Linked DNA regions of Homo sapiens: region 1 is linked to region 2. Evidence: read pairs that join two places in POLR2A ChIA-PET (ENCODE). Cell type or tissue: Panc1. All regions are shown on one strand. Each heading gives the region's core, and the rest is flanking DNA. Links, peaks and the distances in the headings are about the cores only. Region 1 overlaps ITGB1 (integrin subunit beta 1). Region 2 overlaps CCDC7 (coiled-coil domain containing 7).

Region 1 (8,929 bases), core at 4,917-8,916, 81 kb before region 2:
TAAAGAGTATAATAAGGTTTTGATATTGAGGATGTCAGTGTATGAACAGCTATAACAATCCACATTAATCTATTTTCTGTAGTTGTGTTACTTCTAACTTTCAGACTTTATCCTTTCTTTCATATCTTGTGTCTTCCCTAAAGTGGATCCAGTCAGTTTTCTGGTTATAATTACAATTGAAAAAAAAAAAAAATTCAACCATAGTTACTTCTTTATTCAATTACGTTGTTATTGAGCGCTTCCTGTAACATTTGGTAATGATCATAACAAGTAACACCCAGGTACTTACAATTGGCCAGACATTGTTTTAAATGTTTTATGTGTATCAACTTATTTAAACTTCACAAAACCCCTACAAGGTAAATACTGCTGTCCCCATTTTAAAGATGAGGAAACTGAGACAGATTAATTTGCCAGTGTAACTCTGCACTACACAATGTTGTACAACGGTAGATGCCACAAATATCTGCTGTCATGAAGCTCAGTGTTTTATTTTTTGATACCTCAGAGTATCTCCAGTTGTTTTTATCGTTAGTTTCTTCATTTATTCAATATAAAGACATTGCGCTAGATACAGAAAACATGGAGAAACTTCTAGAAGATGACAATTTATAAGGCAAGTCAACCATGTACATCATTAGTAGATGTATAAGAGCTACATATGCCCCAAACAGGAAACCTTTTAAATGAAGATTATTATATATGTTTTAACATACTGTGTGTATGTACGTACACACACACACACACACACACACACACACACACACGGCTATATGTGAATCACCTGGCTTTAGTCTTTCTTTCCTCCCCAGTTCTTGCCATAATTCGAGGGCTTCAAGAGTTCATGCAGATGATACTTCTCACACCTTGGTCTAGCAGTTTTCTTTCTTTCTTTTTTTTTTATTTAATGAAATTTCAGTTTATTCAGATAAAGACTAATGTATGCCTCATAACCTAGTGATAATCTATAAGTTTGGGAGTTCACAACATTTTTACAAAGCACATAATATTAACATTCAAGTGAGGCATTATAGAAAGTTTTATAAAGAATGAAGTAGGCCAGGTATGGTGCCTCATGACTGTAATCCCACCACTTTGGGAGGCAGAGGTGGGTGGATTGCTGGAGGTCAGGAGTTTGAGACCAGCCTGGCCAACATAGCAAAACCCTGTCTCTACTAAAATACAAAAATTAGCCAGCCGTGGTGGCACATGCCTGTAATCCCAGCTACTCAGAGGCTGAGGCAGGAGAATTGCTTGAACCCAGGAGGCGGAGGTTGCAGTGAGCCAAGATCATGCCACTGCACTCCAGCCTGGGTGATCAAGTGAAACTGTCTAAAAAAAAAAAAGAAGTCTTTACTATAATTCTTTTAAAAAACCTTGGTTCATCTTGAAAGACTGATGAATTTTTGAAATACCTGCAGAAAAGGAAAATAATCCCCCCCCCCCCCCCAGAAATACATACAAACCACTTATTGGCACTTGTGTTTTAAGTACCTGGAGAAAAACAGGACAGATTTTTAAAGGCAATTAATAACAGCTTATACAAGGCCTTGTTTCATTTGCTTTAGCACCAAGTAAAGTAAGAGTAAATATGCTGTGGAAGATGGTCAGGTTTTTCCTCCTTCTCTCATATGCCCCACTTCTCCTACCAGGTCACAGTACATCAGCAGCCATCCTTGTTGCCCCACTGAGGAATCACTTTAGATTCCAGTATTTAAATGGCTGCTCAGATGAAACCAGTAGAATTCTTTCCCCTTAAGATAAGGTGGCAGTGAATGCTAGCAGGTATCAATTTCTTTGATCAGGAACAAAGAACTCCTTCAGAAAACTCACTTTTTTGGTCTTTGTTAACCTATCCTGTGAATTCTTTTTATTGGCACACCTTGTTTACGAATCATGATTGATTGCTATTTATGCCAAGGGAACATTCCGCAGGCATGCCTGATCTATTTACTAATGACAAAGTATGCTTACTTTACATAATTCCATAGGTTTTCTCTTTTATTTTTGGGAGGAGGGGTATAATAACTTGTTATTTATCAGGGCAGATCATATATTTGGATCAAAAAGAGAAACTGGCAAGTAGATCCTAAAACACATTTCTTAACCCGAGTAACATCTGAAAACATAGATTTCAATTATATTTTGTTGAAAATTCATTCAACTTTGGTGCTTATCCAAGAACTTATAATGTCAATTTCTGACAAAAATTATAACCCTCAATACATATGTATTTTCAAAAGAAGAGTCATCTTAAAGTAATATTTTTCTGTATGTTAATTGATACATTTTTATAGCAAATTGAAAATTCTGAGTAAATTGAAAGTATGTTTAACAACAAAATAAATACAGCATATATGGTTAGCTTATATATTTATTAGTGTAAAGGCAGCAGTGAATTTGTATCTTACAACAAATCTGTGAATCCAGTTGCTTTTTTTTCTGGAATTTTATGTAGTATCACCATGCTCCACAATGCTAGAAATGTGGCATTAATCTGCAAAAATTTCTGATGAGATACTTTCCCCAAATGACATGTAACTTTTTAAAACTTTTCCAAAAAATATGGACATTTTATCAATCACTTAATCTTTTTTTTTTGAGACAGAGTCTCGGTCTGTCGCCCAGGCTGGAGTGCAGTGGCGTGATCTCAGCTCACTGCAAGCTCCACCTCCCAGGTTCACGCCATTCTCCTGCCTCAGCCTCCCGAGTAGCTGGGACTACAGGCGCCTGCCACCACGCCCGGCTAATTTTTTTGTGTTTTTAGTAGAGACGGGGTTTCACCATGTTAGCCAGGATGGTCTCGATCTCCTGACCTCGTGATGCACCATCTCGGCCTCCCAAAGTGCTGGGATTACAGGCATGAGCCACTGCACCCAGCCTATCAACCACTTAATGAACAAAAAGTTAGATTACTACCAATTGTTCATTTAATTTTGCTCTAACGTGTTTTAAAAGTTAAGACATCTCTGATGGTTTTGCAGGTGACTGGATAAAACACACTAGATGATTTCAAAAGATTAATCTTAGTATCTGACTCGTTTGGCACATCCTCAGTATCCAGAATAAAATCAGTAGAAATAAAAGTAATATAACTTTCAAAGAATTCATACATGCTGGAGGTCTTAGGAAAAGCAGTTTTTAAATTCAAGGAATAGGAGGTTTGCTCATCTTACTAGTTACACACATTTCTCCTCATGGAGTAATGGCAGCTTTCTGGCTTCTTTGTGGAACTTTAGTTTGTAGAAAAGCTTGGTAATATTCCAGGACTGGCTTTGTTTGGGCTTCATAAGCCTTTAGTCTTTTGATAACCGTCTCTGGTTTATCATCCTCATGCTGAATGAGAGGATCCCCAGTCAGATCATCAGTGCCCACAGTTTTGGGAGGGTTGAATTCAATGTTGTAGACTCAGCCACTGGCAGGATGAATCTAGCGAGCAGTAAGGCATTGTTTAATGACCTCAAAGGGCACATTCGGGCTAATCACTTTGTCTGTCTAAGAAGCTTAGTCTAGGGCTTCTGCCTGTGGAAGTGTCCATGGAAAACCACCCAACAGCTAGCTATACTAAGTGAGATTTTTCAGCTCATATAGGGCCAGCTGAGTCATGACATCATCTCGGATGAGTTTCCTTTGGTCAATGAAAGCGTTAGCTAACACATTAATTTCTGTGCCCCGCAGCATGTTGATCCTGGAGCAGGTCTCCGCTAGAGAGGTGCTTCACAGTGTTTGGTGACGCGCGACAACTAGTGCTGTTGCCTAGCCCAGGGCCCCCATGATCACGGCTGCTGCCGCGTAGACGCCCCTTTACAGACCAAGGCCCACGCCGCACCCGAACAAGGGCTTTGGCCCAGCCTGTGAACTTACCTTCTCTGCCGCCCAGGCCCAGCCAGCTGGCAGCGCTGCTAGTGGGCGGGGACTGTGGCTCCCAGGCCTTCCCTGAACTCTGGTCTAGCAGTTTTCTTGTCTCTCAACTTTAGTGGCCATTGGTCACTGTACTGGAAACCTCGTGTGTCTTTCTCACATCCTCTTGGCCTCTGATTCCAGCTGGTGCTGCTGGGAACAGTCGGTGGCTCACTCCTGGCTGACTGCATGCTGCCTCAGGTGCCTCTCTTTTGCTTTTTCCCCTGCGGCTCCTCTAACCAACTTTCTTGTCTGTTCCCTCTTGTCTGTCCCTGGGCACGTGCACTGTAGTTCTTAGAAGTGTTAGTGGAGTTAATGCCCTTTGAGGCGACTTTTTACCTATGCAACTGGAGTTGATCCATTTCCCCGTTGACTTTCACTGGACAGACTTTCTACGTACTTCTCAAAAGTTTTCCACAAGATCAAGCCCCCAGGTACTCAGTATGGTAAAGATAGTATCTTTGTATTGGCTTTTTCTCTTTTTCTTGGTTCACTGTCTTCAAAGTGTCTCTCTCTTTTCCTGGGGTCACCTTCCAATAAACTGCCTGCACACCAGTTCTGTTCCCAGGCTCTGCTTTGGACAGAACCCTAGCTAAAACAATGACCTGGTACTGTATTTTTAATACAGGCCTTTTCCCCCAAGACTGCCTGTCTCTGAAATTGTAAATTCTTAACTGTCGTAGGTTCCAGCTCTTTTCACTTCCTTGTTTCCGTGGTCCCCTCTCCTCTCACCTCCCTGTTGTGATGTCTGGTCTTTTGACTTTTTCCTCTTGTTAACTTTTTGGTAGCACTGCACCTTCTTTGCCCCCCACCCCCACCTTTCCTCTTGCACCTGCCCTGCACACCAGGGAATAGATTTAGTGATTCCAAATTGGAGTCTGAGGGACCATGGGAGGTATTCTCAGAGATTTGGGCATTTCTACAAAATTTAAAAAAAAATCATGCTTTCATGTTAATAATAAACATTTAGTTTATCTGGTTGACCATCTTATAACCCAGTAATATAACTTCAGAATCTATGTTTGTACTTGGAAGTTAATTTTGGTTTCATAATGTTTAAGAGCTATGAGCATGAGACATTTTATATCTATCTATAAGTTGGCTTATATACTTAAAGTAATTGAAAATTTAAGTTGTCACTTGGATGTCTATAGTAACACTTTTCTGTTTAGAGAAGTTCTGCACATTAAGTAATTCTGAGACATTCTTCTGAGTAATGTCAGAGAAAAATGTCATACAATTCAATATGGTTCAGTGAAAATATTTTTAATTTTTTAACTTTTTGAGGCAGGGTCTCACTCCATTGCCCAGCCTGGAATGCAGTGGTGTGATCATAGCTTACTGCAGCTTCCAACTCCTGGACTCATGGCCCCTTCCCCTGGCCCCCACTTCCACCAAGTTTTGCTATGTTGCCCAGGCTAATTTATTTTCTTGTAGAGCCAGGATCTCTAGGTGGGCATGATGGCTCATACCTGTAGTCCCAGTTACTTGGGAGGCTGAGATGGGAGGATTGCCTGAGCCCAGGAGGTTGAGGCTGCAGTGAGATGTGATCACACCACTGCATTCCAGCCTAGGCGACAGAGCAAGACCCTGTCTCCCCCCAAAAAAAAAAAAAAGAGAGAGAGAGAGACAGGGTCGAGGCTAGTCTTGAACTCTTTGCCTCAGGCAGTCCTCTTACCTCAGCCCCTCAAAGTGCTAAGATTGCAGGCATGAGCCTAACAGCAAAGAGTTTTGAGCATGGACTTTGTGCCAAGTATTTCTAGGTGCAATAGCTATAAATAAGATACACCCAGGCCCTATTTTCTTGGAGCCTAGAATCCATCAGGGAAGACATGTTAACAAATAGTTAGAAGTGAAATGAGTGTTACAAATATGCCTGTATAAATTAGGGTGTCCAATACCTGGTGGGCTCTCACCATTGCAGGCTCTCACTGTAATCCCATTGCATCTTCCTAATTTTCTGCAACCCCTAAGCCGTACCTCTTTTCCTAGGAGTTCTTCCTATTTCAGAAAAAAACAGTCATGCATGAATGAACTCTCTTTGCTTTCTCACCTCCTGCTCTGCCTTAGAAGAAAGGCACCATGTCTCTGTTTAGGGTGATCCACCCCCTTGGGCTGCACATGCCATCCCTCTTTGCTCCAAGGAGGCCTGGCTTCATCACTTTCCTTTTCTCTTTTCCTGTGTCTTCACCTCTTCAAGTTTGCCCCCAGTTCTCCTTTCTTCCTAAGTATTCTTTTCATCCCAATCACATCCATTTTCATAAGTTCGGTTAGCACCTAGATTATGACAACTCTCATGTCTGTGTCTCTAACTCTTGACTTATCTCCTGAGATCCATACTCATGTCCTAGCTTCCCAATAGGCATCTTCCCTAGATTTTGCAATAAAACAAACCTCATTTTTTCCCCTAACCCCATTCTCCCTCGTACATCTTCTTTATTTTAAAGTGATGATTATTCTAAATTCCTTTCTTTCTCCCATCCTTCCTTCTCCAAGTAAGCAGCAGATCCCTCATAGCTACCTTCTAATCATTGTTTGTTCGTCTTCTTGTTTGTTGCTGTTATCTGAATTTAGACATTTGTCACCTCTCACTTGAACCTTTGCAGTAAATTCTGTATTTGTCTTCCAGCTCCTGTCTTGCCCCCTGTCCTTTTCTCCACTGAGTTTCTGCCATGTATATGTAGAGGTATTACTAGCCTGCCCAAATTTTTTCAGTTCCCTTCCTATTTATAGAATGGAATCCAAACTCTTTTAGCATGGATGGTATTTGGCTCTCTGTAACGTAGCTCTTCCTGCTTGCTTGGTCTTCGTTCCTGTTATTTCCAACTCATAATTTAAGTCTCAGAAATACTTCAAGATTCCTTTTGGCCTTTCTGATATTTTAAGATTTTAAGATAATATAACTTATACTTACAATAGAAAATTATAAGGATAAAATAATCACTCATTCCACCAACAAGATATAGTTACAAAAACATACATTTTTCTAGTCTTTTTTTCTATAAAGAGAGAAAAAGTGAGACAGTTCCAATTTTGGGTTGCAGGGAGCTGCCCAAATGCATATGCTTAGAAATAAGATTAGGAAGGAGTTATTATAATTCGCCTCGGGACTTCATGGCTTTGTATATGCAGGCCTTTTGCTTGGAATATCTTCTCTCCACTTTTCTCCACACCCATCTCCTATGTGCCTTCAGGTCTAACTGAAACACTGCCATGTGCCTGATGCCTCTGAACTTGTCCAGGCAGATTTCAGTGTCCTCAGTGCACTGTGTCCTTGTTTATTACTGAAACCATCATATCATAATAATTTGTATTTTTGTCCTTGAACTGAAAGTTCCCTGAAGCAGTGACCCTTGTATTTCCTGATATGGCTCAAAACCTGACAGAGTTGTCTGAAGAGGAACCTCCAGAAAGGCAGGGGGAAACCAGTAGAGTTCAAGGGAGTAGAGTGTGTTAAAGAATGGTGAATAGTCTTACATGTTGCTTTGTGTAAATTCTTTGGTAGTAAACCGATGTACTTCTTCAAGTGCATATTGTAGTGAGTCAAAAAATTTGTGAATGAATGAGTGATGAACGAATGAATGCAGAGAGTAAGGTAAGGCCTAGAAAGGGTTCTTTTGCAAGAGTAATTTCACATATATGGTTGGGCATGGACATCAGTTACACAGTTATGTGCCACATAATGACTTTTCGGTCAGTGATGGACCACATACACGACAGTGGTCCCATAAGATTATAACGGAGCTGAAAAACACCTGTTGCCTAGTAATGTAGTGTCATAGTGCAACACATTACTCACATGTTTGTGGTGATGCTGGTGTAAACAAATCGACCATGCTGCCAGTCTTATAAACGCATAGCATCTAAATTACAGTGCATAATACTTGATAATAAACAACTATGTTACTGCTTTATATATTTACTGCACTATATTGTTAATTTTTTTTTTTTTTTTTGAGATGGAGTCTAGCTCTGTCGCCAGGCTGGAGTGCAGTGGCGCAATTTTGGCGCACTGTAACCTCCATCTCCTGGGTTCAAGTGATTCTCCTGCCTCAGCCTCCAGAGTAGCTGGGACTACAGATGCGCACCACCACGCCAAGCTAATTTTTGTATTTTTTTGTAGAGACGGGGTTTCACCATGTTGGCCAGGATGGTCTCCATTACTTGACCTTGTGATCTGCCCATCTTGGCCTCCCAAAGCGCTGGGATTACAGGCGTGAGCCACCGCCCCCAGCCTGTTGTTATTTGAGAGAGTATCTCTCCTTACAGAAAAAGTAAAACAGCCTCAGGCAGGTCCAGGTCCTTCAGGAAGTGGTCCCGAAGAAGGAGATCTTTTAGGAGATGACAGCTCCATGTGTCATTGGAGACAGGATATGCAGGCGCAAGACAGTGACATTGATGATCCTGACCCAGGGCAGCTGTGCAGGCTTTAGGCTAATGTAGTGTGTATTTGTGTCCACAGTACTGTGTATAGTAATGTCAGTAATGTCCTGTTCAGTGTGTGTTCTGTGCAGTGTACTCACTTGCCCCTCTCACTCACTCACTCACTCACTCACTCACTCACTCACTCACTCACTTACCCACCCAGCCATCCAGAGCAGCTTCCAGTCCTGCAAGCTATATTCATGGTAATAGAGGTGCATCAATTTTAAAATCTTTTGTACCATACTTTTACTGTGTAGTTTTTCTGTGTCTAACTGTGCGTAGATACACACATGCTTACTGCAGCATTCCAGTTGCCTGCAGTATTCAGGACAGTCTTGTGCTGGACAGGTGTGTAGCCTAGGGGCAATAGGCTGTACCGTAGAGCCTGGATGTGTAGGAGGCCACACCATCTCGGTTTGTGTAAGTGCACTGTGATGGTTGCACAAAGATGAGATTGCCTTCGCATTTCTCAGAGCTCTTTCTTTGTTAAATGACACATGAAGGTACTGGGTTGAGGAGAGGGAAGGTAGGTAGGAAATGGAGACCAGTGTAGACAACTGTTTCTAGGTCTTTGACCGTGAAGAGGAGACAAGCGTTAGAATTA
Region 2 (8,929 bases), core at 2,653-6,652:
GCAGAGAAGTCTATTATAAGCTATATGTATTATAAACACTTTTTCTCCATTCATAGCGTGCTTGTTTGCTTAATGCTGTCTTTTTATGTGTGAAGTTTTTAATTTTGATCAAGTCTAATTATCGAGCTTACTTTAATGGTTACTAATTTATTTCCCATCAGTAAGGTCGCAAACTTATTCTCCTATGTGTGCTTTAAGGTGCTTTATACTTTGGGATTTAAGATTTAGGTACATGATTCATCTTGATTTCTGTGCATGATTTGAGATAGAATTCAAGGTTTATTTGGTGGTTACACACAAAGCTGTGGAAGTCGTGCTGTATGTGAACTACTCTGCCGTTACTGCAAGTGCATTCCCTTCTTTACTTCTCTTTTGATATCATTTTTTACCTCTTTTCCCATTGACATCTATAAGAATGAGTAGTCTGACATGTTTTTCTTTTAAGTTTTAAGCTTCAGGATTTCCTATGTTTCTTTCTATCATTACGGTTAAACATATTTTCCTAATTATTCTTCTAATTTAAATTGTATTTTTTGGCCTTAACTCTTTAATCCAGAGTTTTGTATATATTGTACAACAGGAGTTCAGTTTCTTTTCATTTTAGTTCTTGAACACTTCATCTTTAATCTTTAGAATTTATTTATTAAATATAAATGTATTTAGCTATGAAAATTTCTGATTTTAATTGCATTATGTAATATATATGTGTGTGTATATATATATAAATATACTTTGGAATTTGATATTTTAATATAGTAAATGATATTGCTGTGTCTCAATACTTTTTTCAGGTCTTGTTATAAGTAGCCGACAATTATAATTACAATTTTTTTTGAAAAAGGCATTGTCCCTTCTTGTTATATTTCTTTCTAAATATTTTATAATTTTTACGGTTTTGAAAAAGGATTTGAATTTCTCCACATCCTTACCAACAGTTGTTATTCTCTTTCTTTCTCTCCTCTCCCCAACCCTCTCCTTTTTTCTTCTAATAATGGCCATCCTAATGACTATGAAGTGGTATCTCATTGTAGTTTTGATTTGCATTTCCCTAAGGATTACTGATGCCATTTTTGTGTCTTCTTCAGAGAAACGTCTGTTTAGATTTTTTGCCCATTTTAAAATCAAGTTATTTGTTTTTGTGCTGTTGAGTTGTAAGTATTCCTTATAAAATTAGGATATTAGCCCCTTATCAGTTATACGGTTTGCAAATTTTTTTTTTTTTTTTACCAGTCAGTAGGTTGCCTTTTCATTTTGTTAATTGTTTTCTTTGCAGTGTGGGAGGTTTTTTCTTGACACAGCCTTATTTATTTATTTATTTATTTATTTTGTTTTTTAGCCTGAGCTTTTGGTATAATATACAAAAAAATCCCTGCCAAAGTCAGCATCAAAGATCTTTTCTCCTATGTTCTCTTCTAGGAGTTTTATAGTTTCAGGTCTTACATGTAGGTCTCCTATCCATTTTGAGTTGATTTTTGTGTATGGTGTAAGATAAAAGTTCAATTATATTTTTTGCATATAGAAATCCAGTTTTCCCAGCACCATTTATTGAAGAGACTATTCTTTCCCCATTGCATACACCTGGAGTCCTGGAGTCCTTGTCAAAAATTAATTGATCATTGGGCCTGGTGTGGTGGGAGTTCAAGACCAGCCTTGGCAATGTAGCAAGATCCTGTCTCTACAAAAAATTAAAAAAATAGCTGAATGTGGTGGTGTGCACCTGTAGTCTTAGCAATTTGAAAGGCTGGGGCAGGAGGATTGTTTGAACCCAGGAGTTAAAGGTGACAGTGAGCTATGATCATGCCACTGCATTCTAGCCCAAGTGACAAAGTAGGTCTCTGTCTCAACAACAAAAAAATAGTCTACCATAAACATTTGGATTTCTGGTTTCTCTGTTCCATTGGTCTGTGTTTCTGTTTTTGTGCCATTACCATATGAGTTTGATTACTATAGCTTTGAAATATAATTTTAAATCAGGACATGTGATGCCTCCAATTGTTTTTACCTTTTATCTGTAACTGCTTTGTCTATTCATGGTTTTTTTTGTGGTTTCATACAAATTTTAGGATTGTTTTCTATTTATGTGAATAATACCATTGGAATTTTGATTGGTATTTTGTTAAGTCTGTATTATTGCTTTGAGTACTATGAACATAACAATGTTAATTATTCCCATCCATGAACACTGAATATTTTGCCATTTATTTGTGACTTCTTCAATTTCTTCCATCAATGTTTTCTAGTTGTCAGTGTGCAAATCTTTCACCTCCTTGGTTAAATTAATGCTTAGCTTTTTTATGCTATCATAAATGAAATTATTTCTTTTAAAGTTTCTTTTTCAGTTAGGTCATTATTTGTTTATAGAAATGTATCTGATTTTTGTATGTTGATTTTGTATCCTGCAAAGTTAGCACTTAAGTAATGTAGTCTTTAGGGTTTCCTATATATAAGATCATGTTGTCTTCAAACAGAGTATTTTTCTTTCTGATTTGGTTGCAATCCAAATTTGTTTGATTGTCCTTGATAGTACTTCTAGTACTGTGTTGAACAAATAGAACTGGTGAGAGTGGACATCCCTGCCTTGTAGCTGATCTTAGTGGAGAAGTTTTAAGGTGTTCTCTGTTGATTATGATGTTAGCTGTGGGTTTTTTTTTTATTATTATACCTTAAGTTCTGGGGTACATGTGCAGAACGTGCAGGTTTGTTACATAGGTATACATGTGGTTTGCTGCACCCATCAACCCATCATCTACATTAGGTATTTGTCCTAATGCTATCCCTCCCCTAGCCCCCCAACCCCCGACAAGCCCCAGTGTGTGATGTTCCCCTCCCTGTGTCCATGTGTTCTCACTGTTCAACTCCCACTTATAAGTGAGAACATGCAGTGTTTGGTTTTCTGTTCTTGTGTTAGTTTGCTGTGAATGATGGTTTCCAGCATCATCCATGTCCCTGCAAAGGACGTGAACTCATTCTTTTTTATGGCTGCATAGTATGCCATGGTGTATATGTGCCACATTTTCTTCATCCAGTCTATCACTGATGGGCATTTGGGTTGGTTCCAAGTCTTTGCTATTGTAAATAGTGCTGCAATAAACATACATGTGCATGTGTCTTTATAGCAGAATGATTTATAATCCTTGGGGTATATATCCAGTAGTGGGATTGCTGGGTCAAATGGTATTTATAGTTCTAGATTCTTGAGGAATCACCACAGTGTCTTCCACAATGTTTGAACTAATTTACAGTCCCACCAGCAGTGTAAAAGTGTTCCTGTTTCTCCACATCCCCTCCAGCATCTGTTGTTTCCTGACTTTTTAATGATCGCCATTCTAACTGGCATGAGATGTTATCTCATTGTGGTTTTGATTTGCATTTCTCTAATGACCAGTGATGATGATCTTTTTTTCATATGTTTGTTGGCTGCATAAACATCTTATTTTGAGAAGTGTCTGTTCATCTCCTTTGCCTACTTTTTGATGGGATTTTTTTTTCTTGTAAATTTGTTTAAGTTCTTGGTAGATTCTGGATGTTAGCCCTTTGTCAGATGGATAGATTGCAAAAATTTTCTCCCATTCTGTAGGTTGCCTGTTCACTATGATGATAGTTTCTTTTGCTGTGCAGAAGCTCTAGTTTAATTAGATCTCATTTGTCAATTTTGGCTTTTATTGCAATTGCTTTTGGTGTTTTAGTCATGAAGTCTTTACCCATGCCTATGTCCTGAATGGTATTGCCTAGGTTTTCTTCTAGGGTTTTTATGGTTTTAGGTCTTACGTTTAAGTCTTTAATCCATCTTTAGTTAATTTTTATATAAGGTGTAAGGGAGGGGTCCAGTTTCAGTTTTCTGCATATGACTAGCCAGTTTTCCCAACACCATTTATTAAATAGGGAATCCTTTCCCCATTGCTTGTTTTTGTCAGGTTCGTCAAAAATCAGATGGTTCTACATGTGTGGCATTATTTCTGAGGCCTTTGTTCTGTTCCATTGGTCTATATATCTGTTTTGGTACCAGTACCATGCTGTTTTGGTTACTGTGGCCTTGTAGTATAGTTTGAAGTCAGGTAGCATGATGCCTTCAGCTTTCTTTTTTTTTTTTTTTTTTTGCTTATGATTGTCTTGGCTATGCAGGCTCTTTTTTGGTTCCAAATGAAATTTAAAGTAGTTTTTTACAATTCTGTGAAGAAAGTCAATGGTAGCTTGATTGGGACAGCATTGAACCTATAAATTACTTTGGGCAGTATGGCCATTTTCACGATATTGATTCTTCCTATCCATGACCATGGAATGTTTTTCCATTTATTTATGTTCTCTCTTATTTCCTTGAGCAGTGGTTTGTAGTTCTCCTTGAAGAGGTCCTTCACATCCCTTGTAAGTTGGATTCCTAGGTATTTGATTCTCTTTGTAGCAATTGTGAATGGGAGTTCACTCATGATTTGGCTCTCTGTTTGTTATTGGTGTATAGGAATGCTTGTGATTTTTGCACATTGCTTTTTTATCCTGAGACTTTGCTGAAGTTGCTTATCAGCTTAAGGAGATTTGGGGCCTAGATGATGGGGTTTTCTAAATATACAATCATGTCATCTGCAAACAGAGACAATTTGACTTCCTCTTTTCCTAAGTGAATACGCTTTATTTCTTTCTCTTGCCTGATTGCCCTGGCCAGAACTTCCAACACTATGTTGAATAGGAGTGGTGAGAGAGGGCATCCTTGTCTTGTGCCGGTTTTAAAAGGGAATGCTTCCAGTTTTTGCCCATTCAGTGTGATACTGGCTGTAGCTTTGTCATAAATAGCTCTTATTATTTTGACATACATTCCATCAATGCCTAGTTTATTAAGAGTTTTTAGCATGAAGGGCTGTTAAATTTTGTCAAAGGCCTTTTCGGCATCTATTGAAATAATCATGTGGCTTTTGTCATTGGTTCTGTTTGTGTGATGGATTATGTTTATTCATTTGTGTATGCTGAACCAGCCTTGCATCCCAGGGATGAAGCCGGCTTAATCGTGGTGGATAAGCTTTTTGATGCGCTGCTGGATTCGGTTTGCCAGTATTTTATCGAGGATTTTTACATCGATGTTCATCAGTGATATTGGCCTGAAATTTTCTTTTTTTCTATTGTCTCTGCCAGGTTTTGGTATCAGGATGATGCTGGCCTCATAAAATAAGTTAGGGAGGATTCTCTCTTTTTCTATTGTTTGGAATAGTTTCAGAAGGAATGGTACCAGCTCCTCTTCGTACCTCTGGTAGAATTTGGCTGTGAATCCGTCTGGTCCTGGACTTTTTTTGGTTAATAGGCTATTAATTGCTGCCTCAATTTCAGAACTTGTTATTGGCCTATTCAGGGATTCGACCTCTTCCTGGTTTAGTCTTGGGAGGGTGTATGTGTACAGGAATTTATCCATTTCTTCTAGATTTTCTAGTTAATTTGCGTAGAGGCGTTTATAGTATTCTCTGATGGTAGTTTGTATTTCTGTGGGATCGGTGGTGATATTCCCTTTATCATTTTTTATTGCATCTATTTGATTCTTCTCTTTTCTTTTTTATTAGTCTGGCTAGTGGCCTATTTATTTTGTTGATCTTTTCAAGAAAACCAACTCTGGATTCACTGATTTTTTGAAGGGTTTTTTGTGTCTCTCCTTCAGTTCTGCTCTGATCTTAGTTATTTCTTGTCTTCTGCTAGCTTTTGGATTTGTTCGCTCTTGCTTCTCTAGTTCTTTTAATTGTGATGTTAGTGTGTCGATTTTAGATCTTCTCTGCCTTCTCTTGTGGGCATTTAGTGCTATAAATTTCCTTCTACACACTGCTTTAAATGTGTCCCAGAGGTTCTGATATGCTCTGTCTTTGTTCTCATTGGTTTCAAAGAACATCTTTATCTCTGCCTTCATTTCGTTATTTACCCAGTAGTCATTCAGGAGCAGGTTGTTCAGTTTCCATGTAGTTGTGTGGTTTTGAGTGAGTTTCTTAATCCTGAGTTCTAATTTGATTGCACTGTGGTCTGAGAGACTATTTGTTATGATTTCCCTTATTCTGCATTTGCTAAGGAGTGCTTTACTTCCAATTAAGTGGTCAGTTTTAGAATAAGTGCATTGTGGTGCTGAGAAAAGTGTATGTTTTGTTGATTTGGGGTGGAGAGTTCTGTAGATGTCTATTAGGTCTGCTTGGTCCAGAGCTGAGTTCAAGTCCTGGATATCCTTGTCAATTTTCTGTCTTATTGATCTGTCTAATATTGACACGGGGTTGTTAAAGTCTCCCACTATTATTGTGTGGGAGTCTAAGTCTCTTTGTAGGTCTCTAAGAACTTTTTTTATGAAACTGGGTGCTCCTGTATTGGATGCACATATATTTAGGATAGTTAGCTCTTTTTGTTGCTTTGATCCTTTTACCATTATGTAATGCCCTTGTCTCTTTTGATCTTTGTTGGTTTAAAGTCTGTTTTATCAGAGACTAAGATTGCAATCCCTGGTTTTTTTTTGCTTTCCATTTGCTTGGAAAATATTCCTCCATCAGCTGTAGATTTTTCATAAATGGCCTCTGTTATGTTGAGGAACTTTCCTTCTATACCTATACTATTAAAACTTTCAATAAAGAAAGAATGCTGAACTTTGTCAAACGCTTTTTCTTTGTCAACTGAGACCATCATGGGGGATCATCTGAGATTATGCTGTGAATATGAAGTATCACATTGACTAATTTACCCATGATCAACCAGCCCTACATGTCAGCAATAGATCCCACTTGCTCATGATGTTCAATTTTGTTGTTGTTTTCAATTAAGTTTGATAATGTTTAATTGTTGTTGTTGAATTCAGTTTGATAATGTTTAATTGAGCATTTTTGCATCAATGTTCATCAGAGATATTGCTCTGTAGTTTTCTTCTCCTATGGTGTCTTTCTTTGGCTTACGTCTTGAGGTGATGCTGGCCTCATAAAACGTGTTTGAAAATACTCCTTCTAGTGCGATTTTTTTGGAAGAGTTTAAGAAGCACTGATAATTCTTCTGTGAATGTTTCGTAGTATTCAAATGTGAAGGTGTGAAGCTGTGAAGCCACCTCGAAATGTTCTGACCTTTTTTGTTGAAACGCTTTTAATTACTTCTTCAACCTTTTTATTTGGTATTGGTTTGTCTAAGCTTTCTATTTCTTCCTGATTCAATCTTGGTAGCTTATATTTTTTGAGGAATTTATTCATTTCCTTTATTTTATCCAATTTGTTGGCATATAGTTTTTCATACTAGTCTCTTATGATCCTTTTAATTTCTTTGGTATCTACTATAATGTCTTCATTTTCATTTCTGATTTTATTTGAGTTTTTCTCTTCTTTTCTTAGTTTGCCTAGCAAGGATTTTGTCTATTTTATTTTATTTTTTTCAAAAAAAGCAACTCTTGGTTTTATTGATTTTTTTTTCTATAGTTTTTCTATTCTCTATTCGATTTAATTCTGGTCTAATCTTTATTATTTCTTTCCTTCTGCAAACTTTGGCTTGTTTTTCTTTTTCCAACTCCTTGAGGCATAACATTAGGCTATTTATTTGGAATCTTTCTTCTTTTATAATGTGGTCATTTATTGCTATAAGCTTCCCTCTTAGAATTACTTTTGCTGCTTCCCATAGATTTTGATACGTTGTGATTCTATTGTCATTTGTCAATATATTTTTAAGTATTGCTTTTGATTTCTTCTTTCACCTACTGGTTGGTTGTTCAGGAGCATGTTTTAAAACTTCTACATATTTGTACATTTTCAAGATTCCTTTTGTTTTTAATTTCTAATTTCATACCATTGTTTTCAGAAATAGTATTAGGTATATTCTTAATCTTCTTGAATTTGTTAAGACTTGTTTTATGGCCTAATATATGGTCTATCCTTAAGAATGTTCCATATGCACTAGAAAAAAATGTATGTTCTGCTGCTGTTGGATGGAAAGTGCTGAAGGTCTTTAGTTTAATTAAGTTCTATTTGCTAATTTTTGTTTTTATAGTGGCTTCCTTGGGGAGACTGTCACCTGCAGATATTGTCTGCAGGTATTAGTTGGGCAAAGTGCAGTGGCTCTCATTCTGGGTAGGCACAGTAGTGGAGTCCATTTCTCAGTGTAAAGGACTTTAAAGATCCTTCTGTTCTAGTTACCCCATAGTAGTAGATTTACCTGAGGGCATCTCTCTTGGTGTTGAGCCTGACACAGGCCAGAGGCAGCCAAGCAGTGCTGTGTTACAGGGAACAGGTGCTCAGAGTGGCTGTGGAGCTGGGGTCTGGGGCTCAGTGTCTTGTTGAACTGCCAGGACACCTGTGGTGTAGGTCCAGGTTTATTCTTTTAGGTATGGGTGATGCAGCTCTCCCACAAGGCCAAGTACTGTGATTCTGAGGCACTTCCCAGTATCTCAGGCCCAGGATCAGGCATGTTGCTGACTCATCCTGGGTGTTAGGGTGCAGCAATGGCATGGCTCTGGGAAGGAAGAGGTTTTCCAGAGGTTTAGGCCCCAATGAGCAGGGTACAATTGCAATTCAGGCTACAGAACCAATAGGACACAGTGGCAATTCATGCACCAAGAACTCTAAGCCCTGGAGTAATGGGACACAGCAGTGGCGCAGGCTCTGTGAGGTCAGGTGCAGTGACAGCAAGGTCCAGGAATGATGGGGGCACATCTGTGGCTTTGGCCCTGGGGGGTGTGCAGCAGTGCAATGTTGGCTTCACTCCTAGGGAGGTGGGGCACCTCAGCAACTCAGGCTGTAGAGGGCTTTCCCAATCCAGGGAGGCAGGGTGCTGTGCGTGTTCAGTCCAGAGGGCAGGGTGATCAGATCAGATTAGTGTTTCTCTAGGAGGCTGGCCTATGCCCATTTTAAAATTGAGTTCTGTTGTTGTGGTTGAGTTGTAGGAGGTCTCTATATATTCTGGATTATTAATACCTTATCAGATATGTGATTTAAAAATATTTTCTCCCATT

The links. ChIA-PET counts read pairs that join two places held together with the same protein. Peaks named below come from ENCODE experiments on the same cell type or tissue, not always from the same donor. Only the 100,000 strongest peaks of a DNase experiment are listed, where the experiment ranks them.
Region 1: POLR2A ChIA-PET joins it to region 2 with 5 read pairs; 2 of 35 experiments call an interaction of 5 or more read pairs at or near these places.

Annotation. Positions count from the first base shown.
Region 1 is chr10:32,939,271-32,948,199 of GRCh38, reverse strand. The region is part of intron 1 of ITGB1 (integrin subunit beta 1); the gene reads left to right. It also overlaps the pseudogene AK3P5. Among named protein-coding and RNA genes, the nearest start is that of ITGB1, 14 kb to the left of the region's middle. In Panc1, for the core only: no CTCF peak of the experiment used is centred there; no DNase peak of the experiment used is centred there; H3K4me3 peaks cover 264 bases; H3K27ac peaks cover 3,799 bases.
Region 2 is chr10:32,856,284-32,865,212 of GRCh38, reverse strand. All of the region lies in intron 42 of CCDC7 (coiled-coil domain containing 7), which reads right to left. Among named protein-coding and RNA genes, the nearest start is that of SNORA86, 41 kb to the left of the region's middle. In Panc1, for the core only: no CTCF peak of the experiment used is centred there; no DNase peak of the experiment used is centred there.